2 separate regions of the Mus musculus genome follow, and region 1 is linked to region 2. The links are chromatin loops, found by intact Hi-C in ENCODE. Cell type or tissue: left cerebral cortex. All regions are shown on one strand.

The links. Hi-C counts contacts between places; a loop is a spot of excess contacts. Peaks named below come from ENCODE experiments on the same cell type or tissue, not always from the same donor. Only the 100,000 strongest peaks of a DNase experiment are listed, where the experiment ranks them.
Region 1: it touches region 2 in a loop (16-fold over the local background); 10 of 42 quality-filtered maps call a loop at or near these places.

The regions. Positions count from the first base shown.
Region 1 is chr9:89,207,259-89,215,258 of GRCm38, reverse strand. It overlaps Bcl2a1b (B cell leukemia/lymphoma 2 related protein A1b), which reads right to left. Exons shown (of 2, transcript NM_007534.3): 2 at 7,421-7,677. The coding sequence ends at 7,579. Mthfs (5, 10-methenyltetrahydrofolate synthetase) reads right to left here and starts at 4,069. Exons shown (of 3, transcript NM_026829.2): 1 at 3,948-4,069; 2 at 1-50. The coding sequence starts at 4,064. In left cerebral cortex, CTCF peaks have their summits at 2,623 (motif pointing left), 3,943, 4,494 and 4,709; DNase peaks (open chromatin) are centred at 1,213, 2,652 and 4,666; H3K4me3 peaks cover 1,146 bases; H3K27ac peaks cover 1,095 bases.
Region 2 is chr9:88,717,271-88,725,270 of GRCm38, reverse strand. It overlaps Mthfsl (5, 10-methenyltetrahydrofolate synthetase-like), which reads left to right and starts at 5,473. Exons shown (of 3, transcript NM_001128601.1): 1 at 5,473-5,612. The coding sequence starts at 5,496. Bcl2a1d (B cell leukemia/lymphoma 2 related protein A1d) reads left to right here. Exons shown (of 2, transcript NM_007536.2): 2 at 1,739-1,983. The coding sequence ends at 1,837. It also overlaps a transcript of Gm10634 not described here. In left cerebral cortex, CTCF peaks have their summits at 4,804 and 6,924 (motif pointing right); DNase peaks (open chromatin) are centred at 4,963, 6,117, 6,439 and 6,914; H3K4me3 peaks cover 1,528 bases; H3K27ac peaks cover 940 bases.

The DNA.
Region 1 (8,000 bases), 490 kb before region 2:
AGAAAGATGGAAATTCTTTTGGAATTCTGATACTGATTGTGGGCAATCACCTAAGTGGGAAATGATGGCAGTTTTAATTTTTAAGACTGTATTCTTCATAAACTAGTAACTTCTCTTACCAATTCCTCCCTTTTGTCTCGGCCTTTTTCAAGGAGTGATGCGGTGAGCTGACACTGCACCCTGATACCTGGTTTTTATTTCAAGACTCAAGATTTGCATACTTGACTCCTTCATCTCTCCACTATGCCTATGCTTGACCCTATGGAAATTCCTTAAGAAGTCATGGAATGAAAAGCTGTCTATCTTCAGATCCCAGATAAGAACCCAGTTTCTATTTCCTGACAGTACACCTCAGGGACTCACTCGAGGATTTGGGGGTTATTTTTTTCTATGAAATTGGGATCTCACAAAATTTCCAGTCCTTGGATCATTGGACATTTCTCCCATTGATTTTCCCCATTTAAGTCCCACTGAGACCTAACCTTACTGGGCTCTGCAGAACCTTTGCTACATCTGTAGGGACGCACATCAACACTTCAGTCTATATGGTGAGTCCCGGGTCAGTCACTGCCTATGTATCCTAAAGGACGGATTCTCCCACAGAGAACACACTGGTAACGGTTTCTTAGCTCAACCAGTGTCATTCCATTCAATTAGGTGCTCACAGAGTTCATTAAAATGGGGGCAAAGGGCTCCTGGTGCAAGAATCCACATTGAGTGGAATCGCTCATCAGACAGTGGGAGCTAAGTTGTGCTCATGAAGTCCTAAGCACTTACCCAGACTCAGAAGCCGGCCCCTTACTCCCTTTCTGTGTCCACTGCTTTTCTGTCCCCCCTGTCCTTCAAGCTAAGGAAAGAAGGATAACGCAATGGCAGCTTACAAATATGGCTGACAGAAAGACTTAGGGGAAGAAAGCAAAGTTACATCTAATACCAAGGGGAGACGGAAGTTAAGCAAAGCATAGCAAAGCGAGGCTAGGGAAGGAATTCCTCCCTGCGAAGCTGTCAGAAGCTGCTGGCAGAAATGAAGCAAATGGAAACCCGGATTTGGAGCAGGCCTGAGGCTTTTCACACCGCTTACTATATAAGAAAGTCTTTTTCTTAGTCTCTTTACAGCAGAGTGTAGAAAAACAAGAGCTAAAGAAACAATGAGACACACAGCTAAAATCAGTGTGAGATTATGCATATGCATTTGCCTTTCTTCCTCCAGCCCATTTCCATGCTATCTGTTAGGAAGGGAGGATGAAGACAATGATTCCTATAAGACATAGGGAAGATGAGCCAGTATTTATAGACACAGCACCATTAAAACATGGACACAGGAGGTGGGCAGACTCCATTCTTCCCTTAGAATTCCAAACAGTATCTGCAAAAACAGAGGAAAGCTTGTAGCTAACACACTTTCATTCATAAATGCATATTTATGAATGCCAAGGGCCAGGGGTTTCATCCATTGTCATGTACAAGGTCCTCAGTTGAGGCTCACTACCCCCAAAAGACAGAAATATGCATAGCCAATCAAGGATTTTCAACTATTTTGAAAAAACAAACAAAATACAAAATAGAAGGATTTTTTAAACATAAAAAAAATAGAATTGAAAAATGATTTAGTGACAAACAGGTAATTCAAAAGATGGGGATGATTTTTAAATTCTAATTAGTCTTCACAGACAAACTGAAAATAATAACTGAATCTATAAAACATTAATGGACTGCTAGGGAAAGGAATCAGTAAGAGACCTAAGGAATACTCATTAGACATTAAAACTGTGATTAGCCAAATGAAAACAATCTAGGAGGCCCTATGAGGGAGAAAGATTAAGAAAAAAAATAAGAAAAGTAGTTAAGAGACACAAAAGATTAATCTAGAGTTTTTATTATCTAATGAAAAAGAATTTCTGAAAGATACAAAGGAAAACCGGTAATCAAGATGTAACAGTTTGAATGACAATGAACATGATAGGTTCACACATTTGTTTCTTCAAAGGGAAAGATATATTACCTGTTTTACATCCAGAAGGTGGGGAATGAATTTAGTTAATAGCCTGGTGACCTCTGAACTGTCTGCATGGCTCCTCCAGATTCTTATGTTTGTCTCAGTTATCCTCCCTAGACCTCTATCTTGAGCATTGTTTCTCAGTCAGTAGAGCCCATCTTTATGGGAGATGGCATGTGTACTTTACAAATGAGAGCAGAGGTGGTTAATAACCTGGTGACCTTGGCACTATCTATATGACGGAGACTACACCGAGACCCTTAACTTGTCACATGTAGTCAATCTATAGAATTCATCACTACGGGAGAAGACACATGTCCCTTGTATGGCTTAAGCCATAATTATTTAGAAACTCTTTTGAATTTTAATTAAGTTAATTAAAATGAGGAGATTTTTCTCCCAAAATGTGCTATGTTTAAATATGCCTAAAATAAGTGTAAGACTCTAGAAGTTTGAACCAACCCCAGGTACCAAATCATGTTGAGTCAGACTTCCTTCTTGCTTCATGCTGAAGACACTCTTCTTACCTCTGTGGTCACAGAAACCATCAAAGTGAGCTTTGAGATTCCAAAAGCCCACAGCCTATGGCAGACCCAGGACTCTCACTACCTCCACCTTGTGGATAAGATGTAAGCGCTCAGCACCATGCCTGCCTGCCTGCCTGCCTGCCTGCCTGCCTGCCTGCTTCCAAGCTTCCCACCAAGATGATCACAGAGCAGCCTTCTGAACCTGTAAGCAAGCCCAAATGAAATGCTTCCTTTTATAAGTTGCTATGGTTATGGTGTCTCTTCACAGCAATAGAACAATAACTAAACCACAAGATATAATGCATAAATGAAAACATTGGTCTCTAGATTGGAACCCATAGGTATTGAGCAGAATGACAATAAAGTAATTAAAATTTGATTAATATGGACCAAATTGGAGTTGAAGATATTTTAATATACAATATATTTAAAAGTTGTGACTAGAGAGATGGCTCAGCAGTTTAAGATCACTTGCTGCTCTTGCAGACAACCTGGGTTCAATTTCCAGCACCCACATAGGGACTTACAACCTTCCTGAACTCTGTCTAGTTCCAAAGGATCTGGCACCCACTTCTAACCTAAGACACCAGGCACACACACACAATGGACTTACATACATGCAAGCAAAACACGAATACATTTCAACTACAAATAGTGCCAATCGTATAGGTATTTTCTTTAAAATAATTCCGTTGAGGATATACTCTTAAGGAAGCTGAGGAAAACTAAGTAAGAAAAGAGACAAAACAAGAAAATAAGGACCAGAAACAACCCCAACTCAGAAGCAGCAACCCAAGGTGTAATGCTGTGCAGTGAACGCAGCTAAGTCACAGCATCAACAGTTATCTCCCCTTAGATAAAACTCACAGTGGAGTTTTGCCAAAATAAAGGTACAGGCGATTTAAAACTCCTAGAAAAACAGACCCAAATTCCATGTATGTTCTAAGTATGGGCAAATAAAATACAGCGCATTTTTGAACAGTTGTATCACTGAGCCATATCCCCAGCCCTACAATGGTTCCATTTGTCTCCTTCCTCTGCTACATCCCTGATCCCTTAGGGGCTACAATCATGTTTGTCATCTGTATTACCCAACTCATAAAAAAAAAAAAAAAAAAAAAAAAGTTTACTAGGTGTTCAACACATGCGAATGGATTTCAATTAAACCGGAGAGTGATTCGACAGTCTCTACAGCTCCTAATGGCTGCAATGCCTTTCCTAGCAATAACAAAATAGCTCTGTGAATGACCAAACCTGCCCGGAAGCTCAGCTCGCTCCCTCACAAGCTCCAGGACCAGCGAGAGCCGCCCTTGCCTGCGGAGCGCGCTCCCCGGACGACGCGCACGCGCCCCCGGGGAGGTGCGCCTGCGCAGACTCGCGAGCCCACCCTTCCCGGAGTTTAACTCCCGGCAGTCTTCTCGCACCTTCTGCGTGAGGAGGAGAGACTGGCGCAGCCGTTCCTCCGCGCTCAAGGCCCTCAAGCGCTGCTTCAGCTCGGCCCGCAGGCCCCGCTTGGCACTGTTTACCGTGACCGCCGCCATTCCTGGCAAGCACCGCCCCGGCCACGCCCATCACCCTCGGAGCTTAAGGGGCGGGACTCCAAATCCCCTGCCTCTGTAAACCTGCAGAGGTGCACAGGCCACTTAGGCATCTGAGCAGACTCCCGTCCTGTGTTGGCAGATAACAGCATGGTGTGGCGTCCTTGACCCTTCCTGCTTGATAGCTGGGGACTGTGCACGTAGCCCAGTGTGCTTACCCTCTCTCTCAGACCACAAAAGGTCGCCATGCTTCTGCAGAGGGTCTAACAAAGGCTGTCAACTATACTCCAGGACTCGATATTCATCTAATTGTGGAGTACAGGGCTCGAGAAGCTTCAGAAGGGCAAAGCAAGCTAGACATGCCTATACATCATACCGGAAGGCTCTTGGTTCCTCCTGGTCAATGTAAAACATTCTCCTTTACCACCAAGTGCCTTCCTCTCCCTTTCAGTCAGTTGGCTCCTTACTGATAGATTTTGGGCCCGCTTTTATAACATATGGCAGGCCCTTTCTGGAGATGGATGTTCCCTCTCTGGACAGCTCAGGACTCAGTCAGACTGTTCCTTGTTATAGAAGTATTTAACCGCTGTTGCCATCTGCTGTTTAGAGACAGATAATGCCTTTTTCTAACAGGACGTTTGACTGAGAATGGAGCAGAGAACAAAGTAAGTAGATTTGAGAAGCACTGACTCAGATTTACCACCCCATGTTACAGTGCAGTACCCGAGGACTGATTTTTTGAGAGTTAATTTTTCAGAGCTGCGGAGATAGTTTAGTTGGTAAAAAGACCAACTACACCAGCACGAGAGAGCTGAGTTCAGATCTCTGGCACCTGTGTTAAGGGATATGTAGTTCAGTTCCGTAAGATCTAAGTGCCTGGAGACAAAGCAAGGTGGGAGAGAGAGAACATAGCTGAATAGAATCTTATCATGAACAGTAAACAAACGCTGGATTCACTTACATCTACAGACCATGTCAGTGTGCCAATGTAATATCCATTCACCAATAGTTGAACATGAGTGTGGTGTATGAATTCGTTTCGACTGAAAACATGTGAGACATGGAGAATCCTGAGCCATCCTTAGACCTAGGGAGTCCTAATGGTTATCTTAACATCATCCTCAGGTGATTCCCTACCCATAATAATGTTTGAGAATCACCACCATAAACCAATGTATTCATCAACTATTAATTAGCAGGAATAAATAGAACTTAGCATGGATATAGTCCTGGGTTTTATCACCAGCACTATACCAAATAATAATAATAATTATTATTATTATTATTATTATTATACATGTTAAATTGTTGCTGTTAAATTCTGAAGGCAGGGCTTTTCTGGATATTCATGACAATTATATGTGGCTCCCTACATAGACACATCCCTTCAACAATAAATAGGTAGTCTAGCAGCATAACCCAGGGGTAAAGTATGTACAAGGCTCTTGGTTTGATCACCAGGACTGCAAAAAATGATAGCTTTGATAAAAATATATGTTACATACGTACATTTTCTTTGAGGATTTATTTGTACCTATAACTGCGTGCAGTCTTAGTGTGTAAAGCTCTCTAGGGTCATAAATCTGCATGTTCTATCACAGTAATGATATATTTTGTAAAATGCTGTGTAGTGCCCATGCTGAGAGGAAGAAAAGAGAAGAGAAGAGAAGAGAAGAGAAGAGAAGAGAAGAGAAGAGAAGAGGAGGAGGAGGAGAAAGAGAAGGAAAGAGAAAGAGAAAGAAAGAGAAAGAGAAGAGAAAGCTGGCCAGGAATGCATGGTGGGGGGGGGGGGGGGAGGAGACAGAGAGGCCAGAGGCAAGGTCCTCAGAGAGAAAGCAGAAAGGATCAGAGGGAGCCCCTAGAGGCCAAACAGTCCTTTTATAGCAAGCCAGGCTCCTGACTTGAGACCCTGACTCAAAACAAAAGCAAAGAAACCTTGCATAAAATATCTTGACCTTGGTGGCACACACCTCTCCTCTCAGCACTCAGAAGACTGAGGCAGGAAGACTATGCTGATAGGATCGTGCTGTGCTACACCTTGAGAAATGTGTCTTCAAACACAAACAGTTTCAAGGTTTGAAGGTGAAATTCCCCCAACCACAGTCTCATGTCTGAACACTTGGTCCCCTATATGGTGGCACTGTTCCAGGGTGTTGTGGAACAGTTCTAACAAGTGACTGACTCACTGTGGGTTTCAGAGCTCAAAAGTGATTACTGGGTCTGACTCACCTCTGTAAGATTCTAATTAACTTCCTACCTGGTCTTCTTGCTTATTCCTTCCCACTTCTCCAGTTTAAAGGTGGCAATAAAATAGAAGACCATGCTGTTTATGATATGGTGGCATTGCTATGCACAAAGCCTGGAGGCTCGACCTCCAGCACCACACAAACTGAATGTGGCAATAACATGTCTGTAATCCTAGCCCTCACGATGTGGAGACAGAAAGACCAGAAGTTAAGTTCATTACTGACTTGCCCAGGGTCTTCATCCCTTCAGTGAGGAATCACCTCCAAGGTACTGTTCATAATTGAGATTCCTTGTAAAGATTTACCTGGCCTTGGAAAGAGGGGATCTTTCTTCACAGGAGCTACCAGTAGCCTCAAGGGAAACATAATGCAAGTGATCTAGACCAAAATAGAGGATTTCTATATATTGCCATCAAATTTGATCTAAAAATTGGAGCAGGGTCTTAACGAAAGATAGTTTTCTCTCTGTGTCTTTTTCTGCCTCTGTCTCTCAGGCTCTCTGTCCATATGTCTCTCTCTCCATCTGTTTCTGTCTCTCTCTCACACAAATCGAGTTTAATAATGGCTTGATATTCCTTCATTTAGCTGCTTTTGTTCAAACCTCTCCAGTTTCTTCCTCTAGGAGCAGAAAGAACAGTGATCCCTTCTTGACTATTAGAAAGTCAGACTGATGACATATAACCTGATTGTTGACTATGACTTGACTTGGGGAAAATGAATTCCACTTTTTGTGTCTTGCCATGGGACAAATGTGGGTTGGCAAGAGAAAGAAGGCAAGAGAAGGTCAGAGAGGACTATAACTTGAGGCCTTCCTTTTAGCCCCAACATTGCTTATCTGACTGTCCTATCCATGAACCCCAAATTAAAGGCCAAAGAGTAAAGATTCAGGAGAGGGCATCAATAAGAAACTGTAAAAATCCAGGAAAAGGTAGGAAGAAGATTTTAGCCTCTGTAAGGTTTAGCTTAGTAACCCAGCCTTTTAGATCATGAGCACACCCTTATGGAAAAGTCTCTACCTCATGCTAGAGGTACAAAAAGGATCCTTCCAGGTCATCATCTGTCCTTACTTCAATACCTGTCCCTTGTATTGAATGACAGACTCAAAACTGAAATCATGAAACATGTACAGAAACAAATACTAGTAATTTATTCATTAAAGTTGAAACAAAATATCTGCAACTCTGGAAAGACAAGTTTCATGTTTGTAAATGGAAATGCCAAGTGCTGATAACCATTCTCGTGGGAGCCAAGGTTCTCTCTGGTCCGTAGTGTTACTTGAGGAGAAAGAGCATTTCCCAGAACTGTCCTGTCATCTGCAGAAAAGTCAGCCAGCCAGATTTGGGTTCAAACTTCTTTATGAAGCCATCTTCCTATGAGAACAAATTGAACATTTAAAAATCGGTGGGATAATCTCTCTGCTCTCTCTACCTGTAATCATTACATTTTCAATATGTTCTCTACTCCAAGGCTAAACTCCTTGAGAAACCTTTAGAAACACTGCCCAATAGAAATGTAGTTTCGCCTACATGTGCTAATATTACTTCTTTTGCTTTGTAGCCACATATTGAGAAATGTCTTAGTCAATCTTCTTTTGCTGTAAAGAGACATCATGACCAAGGCAGCTCTTATGAAAGGAAGCAATTAATTGGGGGCTTACTTTTGGTCTCAGAGGTTAGTCCATTATCATCATGTC
Region 2 (8,000 bases):
GGGTGGTAATGCAGAGAATGTGCAAGAACAGTCTGGGGATATTCCTCAGTTGGTAGAGTACTTGCTTACTGTGTACAAGGTCTTAGGGTCTATCACTGCCTGAATCCAGCACAATGGAACATGACTATAATCCCAGGGCTAGGAGGTAGAGATAGAAGATTCAAAGGTCAAAGGTCATTTCTTGCTACTTGGTGACTTCTAGGCTGGCCTGGGCTACATAAGATCCTGTCTGAAAACAACAAAAATAAATAAGTGTTTGTAGTCTTTCTTGTGTTTGTTTGGGAATATAAGGAATGAAAAGGGGTATAATATTTGCATCCCAGACTCCATCCAGGCAAAGAATTATGTTATCTTTTTTACTTTGTGGCACAGTTAGCTTTGTATCGCAGGCTGGCTCAGAACTCACTGTGTGGTCAAGACTTGCTTACAGAAAGCCCCCTGTCTGCCTCACAAGTACCCAAACCACAGTATGCTACCACACAATGAGTTCTGTTAACTTAGGTAACTTTGCCCCCCTGAGCCTGAGTGTACTCATTAGATAAAATAGGAATTAATATAAGGTGGAAGTAATTTCCAACCAACATAGAATTATAGATTTTAAGTTCTAAAAATGTTTTTACAGTGTGCTACAATTTATTGGTATATATGCGTGTGTTTGTGTGTGTGTGTATTCAAAGACTTGAATTATTTCTACCAGCTTGGGTTTTCCTAGTTAAAAGAAAAAGGCTTGTCTCAAAAGTAATTATAGTGGAAATAACATTTTCTAAGGCTCAAGTACATTGGTTTAGTTTGGATTTACTATGAGTCCTTATAATTCTCAGGGGAATACAGTTTATAGATGTAAATATGAGTATAAATATATTTTTCAGTCCTAAGCAATTGAAAGATAAAGAGAAGAAAAAGAGAAAATTCCTTTCCTTAGAACTTATAGCCAATGAGCACCAAAAACAAAGCTACTTTGAGTGAAGAGGAAATACTACTCTTTGGATTTTGAATATCTGATAGGCAAAACAGAATATAACATCTCAAACATGATTTCATACTCTCTACACACTGAAAGAGTATTCAAATATTTAATATACATTCAGTTTCATATTGTTTTCAAATTATTACTTTTTTTCTTTTTCTCTTCTGGTGGTTTGAATCAGAATGGTCCCCATAGGCTCATATTTGAATGCTTAGACATCAGGGAGTGGCATCATTCAAAAGGATTAGAAGGATTAAGAGGTGTGGCCTTGTTGGAGGAAGTGTGTTAGTAAGGGTTGGGCTTTGAGGTTTCCCAAAAGCCCAGTCCAATTCCAAAATCTGTCTGTCTGTCTGTCTGTCTGTCTGTTTGTCTGTCTCTATCTCTGTCTCTTCCTATGGATCAGATCAGGATATAGGTCTTAGCAGCCTGTGTGCCACCGTGCATCATGACATGATGATAATGGACTAACCTCTGAGACCAAAAGTAAGCCCCCAATTAATTGTTTCCTTTCTATAAGAGCTGCCTTGGTCATGATGTCTCTTTACAGCAAAAGAAGATTGACTAAGAGATTTCTCAATATGTGGCTACAAAGCAAAAGAAGTAATATTAGCACATGTAGGCGAAACTACATTTCTATTGGGCAGTGTTTCTAAAGGTTTCTCAAGGAGTTTAGCCTTGGAGTAGAGAACATATTGAAAATGTAATGATTACAGGTAGTGAGAGCAGAGAGATTATCCCACCAATTTTTAAATGTTCAATATTTTCTCATAGGAAGATGGCTTCATAAAGAAGTTTGAACCCAAATCTGGCTGGCTGACTTTTCTGCAGATGACAGGACAGATCTGGGAAATGCTCTTTCTCCTCAAGTAACACTACGGACCAGAGAGAACCTTGGCTCCCACGAGAATGGTTATCAGCACTTGGCATTTCCATTTACAAACATGAAACTTGTCTTTCCAGAGTTGCAGATATTTTGTTTCAACTTTAATGAATAAATTACTAGTATTTGTTTCTGTACATGTTTCATGATTTCAGTTTTGAGTCTGTCATTCAATACAAGGGACAGGTATTGAAGTAAGGACAGATGATGACCTGGAAGGATCCTTTTTGTACCTCTAGCATGAGGTAGAGACTTTTCCATAAGGGTGTGCTCATGATCTAAAAGGCTGGGTTACTAAGCTAAACCTTACAGAGGCTAAAATCTTCTTCCTACCTTTTCCTGGATTTTTACAGTTTCTTATTGATGCCCTCTCCTGAATCTTTACTCTTTGGCCTTTAATTTGGGGTTCATGGATAGGACAGTCAGATAAGCAATGTTGGGGCTAAAAGGAAGGCCTCAAGTTATAGTCCTCTCTGACCTTCTCTTGCCTTCTTTCTCTTGCCAATCCACATTTGTCCCATGGCAAGACACAAAAAGTGGAATTCATTTTCCCCAAGTCAAGTCATAGTCAACAATCAGGTTATATGTCATCAGTCTGACTTTCTAATAGTCAAGAAGGGATCACTGTTCTTTCTGCTCCTAGAGGAAGAAACTGGAGAGGTTTGAACAAAAGCAGCTAAATGAAGGAATATCAAGCCATTATTAAACTCGATTTGTGTGAGAGAGAGACAGAGACAGACGGAGAGAGAGACATATGGACAGAGAGCCTGAGAGACAGAGGCAGAAAAAGACACACAGAGAAAACTATCTTTCGTTAAGACCCTGCTCCAATTTTTAGATCAAATTTGATGGCAATATATAGAAATCCTCTATTTTGGTCTAGATCACTTGCATTATGTTTCCCTTGAGGCTACTGGTAGCTCCTGTGAAGAAAGATCCCCTCTTTCCAAGGCCAGGTAAATCTTTACAAGGAATCTCAATTATGAACAGTACCTTGGAGGTGATTCCTCACTGAAGGGATGAAGACCCTGGGCAAGTCAGTAATGAACTTAACTTCTGTTCTTTTTGTCTCCACATCGTGAGGGCTAGGATTACAGACATGTTATTGCCATATTCAGTTTGTGTGGTGCTGGAGGTTGAGCCTCCAGGCTTTGTGCATAGCAATGCCACCATATCATAAACAGCATGGTCTTCTATTTTATTGCCACCTTTAAACTGGAGAAGTGGGAAGGAATAAGCAAGAAGACCAGGTAGGAAGTTAATTAGAATCTTACAGAGGTGAGTCAGACCCAGTAATCACTTTTGAGCTCTGATGCCCACAGTGAGTCAGTCACTTGTTAGAACTGTTCTACAACACCCTGAAACAGTGCCAACAGATAGGGGACCAAGTGTTCAGACATGAGACTGTGGTTGGGGGAATTTCACCTTCAAACCTTGAAACTGTTTGTGTTTGAAGACACATTTCTCAAGGTGTAGCACAGCATGATCCTATCAGCACAGTCTTCCTGCCTCAGTCTTCTGAGTGCTGAGAGGAGAGGTGTGTGCCACCAAGGTCAAGATATTTCATGCAAGGTTTCTTTGCTTTTGTTTTGAGTCAGGGTCTCAAGTCAGGAGCCTGGCTTGCTATAAAAGGACTGTTTGGCCTCTAGGGGCTCCCTCTGATCCTTTCTGCTTTCTCTCTGAGGACCTTGCCTCTGGCCTCTCTGTCTCCTCCCTCCCCCCCCACCATGCATTCTTGGCCAGCTTTCTCTTCTCTTTCTCTTTCTTTCTCTTTCTCTTTCCTTCTCTTTCTCCTCCTCCTCCTCCTCCTCCTTCTCTTCTCTTCTCTTCTCTTCTCTTCCTCTCAGCATGGGCACTACACAGCATTTTACAAAACATATCATTACTGTGATAGAACATGCAGATTTATGACCCTAGAGAGCTTTACACACTAAGATTGCACGCAGTTATAGGTACAAATAAATCCTCAAAGAAAATGTACGTATGTAACATATATTTTTATCAAAGCTATCATTTTTTGCAGTCCTGGTGATCAAACCAAGATACATACTTGTACATACTTTACCCCTGGGTTATGCTGCTAGACTACGTATTTATTGTTGAAGGGATGTGTCTATGTAGGGAGCCACATATAATTGTCATGAATATCCAGAAAAGCCCTGCCTTCAGAATTTAACAGCAACAATTTAACATGTATAATAATAATAATAATAATAATAATAATAATAACAATAATTATTATTTGGTATAGTGCTGGTTGTAAAACCCAGGACTATATCCATGCTAAGTTCTATTTATTCCTGCTAATTAATAGTTGATGAATACATTGGTTTATGGTGGTGATTCTCAAACATTATTATGGGTAGGGAATCACCTGAGGATGATGTTAAGATAACCATTTGGACTCCCTAGGTCTAAGGATGGCTCAGGATTCTCCATGTCTCACATGTTTTCAGTCGAAACTGATTCATACACCACACTCATGTTGAACCATTGGTGAATGGATATTACATTGGCACACGGACCTGGTCTGTAGATGTAAGTGAATCCAGCGTTTGTTTACTGTTCATGATAAGATTCTATTCATCTATGTTCTCTCTCTCTCCCACCTTGCTTTGTCTCCAGGCACTTAGATCTTACGGAACTGAACTACATATCCCTTAACACGGGTGCCAGAGATCTGAACTCAGCTCTCTCGTGCTGGTGTACTTGGTCATTTTACGGACTAAACTATCTCTGCATCTCAGAAAAATTAAAGGCTGGTGAGATGGCTCAGTGGGTAAGAGCACCCGACTGCTCTTCCGAAGGTCCGGAGTTCAAATCCCAGCAACCACATGGTGGCTCACAACCATCCCTAACGAGATCTGACTCCCTCTTCTGGAATGTCTGAAGACAGCTACAGTGTACTTACATATAATAAATAAATAAATCTTAGCCGGGCGTAGTGGCGCAAGTCTGAGTCAGAGCTTCTCAAATCTACTTACTTTGTTCTCTGCTCCATTCTCAGTCAAACGTCCTGTTAGAAAAAGGCATTATCTGTCTCTAAACAGCAGATGGCAACAGCGGTTAAATACTTCTATAACAACGAACAGTCTGACTGAGTCCTGAGCTGTCCAGAGAGGGAACATCCATCTCCAGAAAGGGCCTGCCATATGTTATAAAAGCGGGCCCAAAATCTATCAGTAAGGAGCCAACTGACTGAAAGGGAGAGGAAGGCACTTGGTGGTAAAGGAGAATGTTTTATCCATTGACCAGGAGGAACCAAGAGCCTTCCGGTATGATGTATACGCATGTCTGGCTTGCTTTGCCCTTCTGAAGCTTCTCGAGCCCTGTACTCCACAATTAGATGAATATCGAGTCCTGGAGTATAGTTGACAGCCTTTGTTAGACCCTCTGCAGAAGCATGGCGACCTTTTGTGGTCTGAGAGAGAGGGTAAGCACACTGGGCTACGTGCACAGTCCCCAGCTATCAAGCAGGAAGGGTCAAGGACGCCACACCATGCTGTTATCTGCCAACACAGGACGGGAGTCTGCTCAGATGCCTAAGTGGCCTGTGCACCTCTGCAGGTTTACAGAGGCAGGGGATTTGGAGTCCCGCCCCTTAAGCTCCGAGGGTGATGGGCGTGGCCGGGGCGGTGCTTGCCAGGAATGGCGGCGGTCACGGTAAACAGTGCCAAGCGGGGCCTGCGGGCCGAGCTGAAGCAGCGCTTGAGGGCCTTGAGCGCGGAGGAACGGCTGCGCCAGTCTCTCCTCCTCACGCAGAAGGTACGAGAAGACTGCCGGGAGTTAAACTCCGGGAAGGGTGGGCTCGCGAGTCTGCGCAGGCGCACCTCCCCGGGGGCGCGTGCGCGTCGTCCGGGGAGCGCGCTCCGCAGGCAAGGGCGGCTCTCGCTGGTCCTGGAGCTTGTGAGGGAGCGAGCTGAGCTTCCGGGCAGGTTTGGTCATTCACAGAGCTATTTTGTTATTGCTAGGAAAGGCATTGTAGCCATTAGGAGCTGTAGAGACTGTCGAATCACTCTCCGGTTTAATTGAAATCCATTCGCATGTGTTGAACACCTAGTAAACCTTTTTTTTTTTTTTTTTTTTTTTTTTTTTTTATGAGTTGGGTAATACAGATGACAAACATGATTGTCGCCCCTAAGGGATCAGGGATGTAGCAGAGGAAGGAGACAAAAGGAACCATTGTAGGGCTGGGGATATGGCTCAGTGATACAACTGTTCAAAAATGCGCTGTATTTTATTTGTCCATACTTAGAACATACATGGAATTTGGGTCTGTTTTTCTAGGAGTTTTAAATCGCCTGTACCTTTATTTTGGCAAAACTCGACTGTGAGTTTTATCTAAGGGGAGATAACTGTTGATGCTGTGACTTAGCTGCGTTCACTGCACAGCATTACACCTTGGGTTGCTGCTTCTGAGTTGGGGTTGTTTCTGGTCCTTATTTTCTTGTTTTGTCTCTTTTCTTACTTAGTTTTCCTCAGCTTCCTTAAGAGTATATCCTCAACGGAATTATTTTAAAGAAAATACCTATACGATTGGCACTATTTGTAGTTGAAATGTATTCGTGTTTTGCTTGCACGTATGTAAGTCCATTGTGTGTGTGTGCCTGGTGTCTTAGGTTAGAAGTGGGTGCCAGATCCTTTGGAACTAGACAGAGTTCAGGAAGGTTGTAAGTCCCTTTGTGGGTGCTGGAAATTGAACCCAGGTTGTCTGCAAGAGCAGCAAGTGATCTTAAACTGCGGAGCCATCTCTCTAGTCACAACTTTTAAATATATTGTATATTAAAATATCTTCAACTCCAATTTGGTCCATATTAATCAAATTTTAATTACTTTATTGTCATTCTGCTCAATACCTATGGGTTCCAATCTAGAGACCAATGTTTTCATTTATGCATTATATCTTGTGGTTTAGTTATTGTTCTATTGCTGTGAAGAGACACCATGACCATAGCAACTTATAAAAGGAAGCATTTCATTTGGGCTTGCTTACAGGTTCAGAAGGCTGCTCTGTGATCATCTTGGTGGGAAGCTTGGAAGCAGGCAGGCAGGCAGGCAGGCAGGCATGGTGCCGAGCGCTTACATCTTATCCACAAGGTGGAGGTAGTGAGAGTCCTGGGTCTGCCATAGGCTGTGGGCTTTTGGAATCTCAAAGCTCACTTTGATGGTTTCTGTGACCACAGAGGTAAGAAGAGTGTCTTCAGCATGAAGCAAGAAGGAAGTCTGACTCAACATGATTTGGTACCTGGGGTTGGTTCAAACTTCTAGAGTCTTACACTTATTTTAGGCATATTTAAACATAGCACATTTTGGGAGAAAAATCTCCTCATTATAATTAACTTAATTCAAATTCAAAAGAGTTTCTAAATAATTATGGCTTGAGCCATACAAGGGACATGAGTCTTCTCCCGTAGAGATGAATTCTATAGATTGACTACATGTAACAAGTTAAGGGTCTCGGTGTAGTCTCCATCATATAGATAGTGCCAAGGTCACCAGGTTATTAACCACCTCTGCTCTCATTTGTAAAGTACACATGCCATCTCCCATAAAGATGGGCTCTACTGACTGAGAAACAATGCTCAAGATAGAGGTCTAGGGAGGATAACTGAGACAAACATAAGAATCTTAGGAGCCATGCAGACAGTTCAGAGGTCACCAGGCTGTTAGCTAAATTCATTCCCCACCTTCTGGGTGTAAAACAGGTAATATATCTTTCCCTTTGAAGAAACAAATGTGTGAACCTATCATGTTCATTGTCATTCAAACTGTTACATCTTGATTACCGGTTTTCCTTTGTATCTTTCAGAAATTCTTTTTCATTAGATAATAAAAACTCTAGATTAATCTTTTGTGTCTCTTAACTACTTTTCTTATTTTTTTTCTTAATCTTTCTCCCTCATAGGGCCTCCTAGATTGTTTTCATTTGGCTAATCACAGTTTTAATGTCTAATGAGTATTCCTTAGGTCTCTTACTGATTCCTTTCCCTAGCAGTCTATTAATGTTTTATAGATTCAGTTATTGTTTTCAGTTTGTCTGTGAAGACTAATTAGAATTTAAAAATCATCCCCATCTTTTGAATTACCTGTTTGTCACTAAATCATTTTTCAATTCTATTTTTTTTATGTTTAAAAAATCCTTCTATTTTGTAT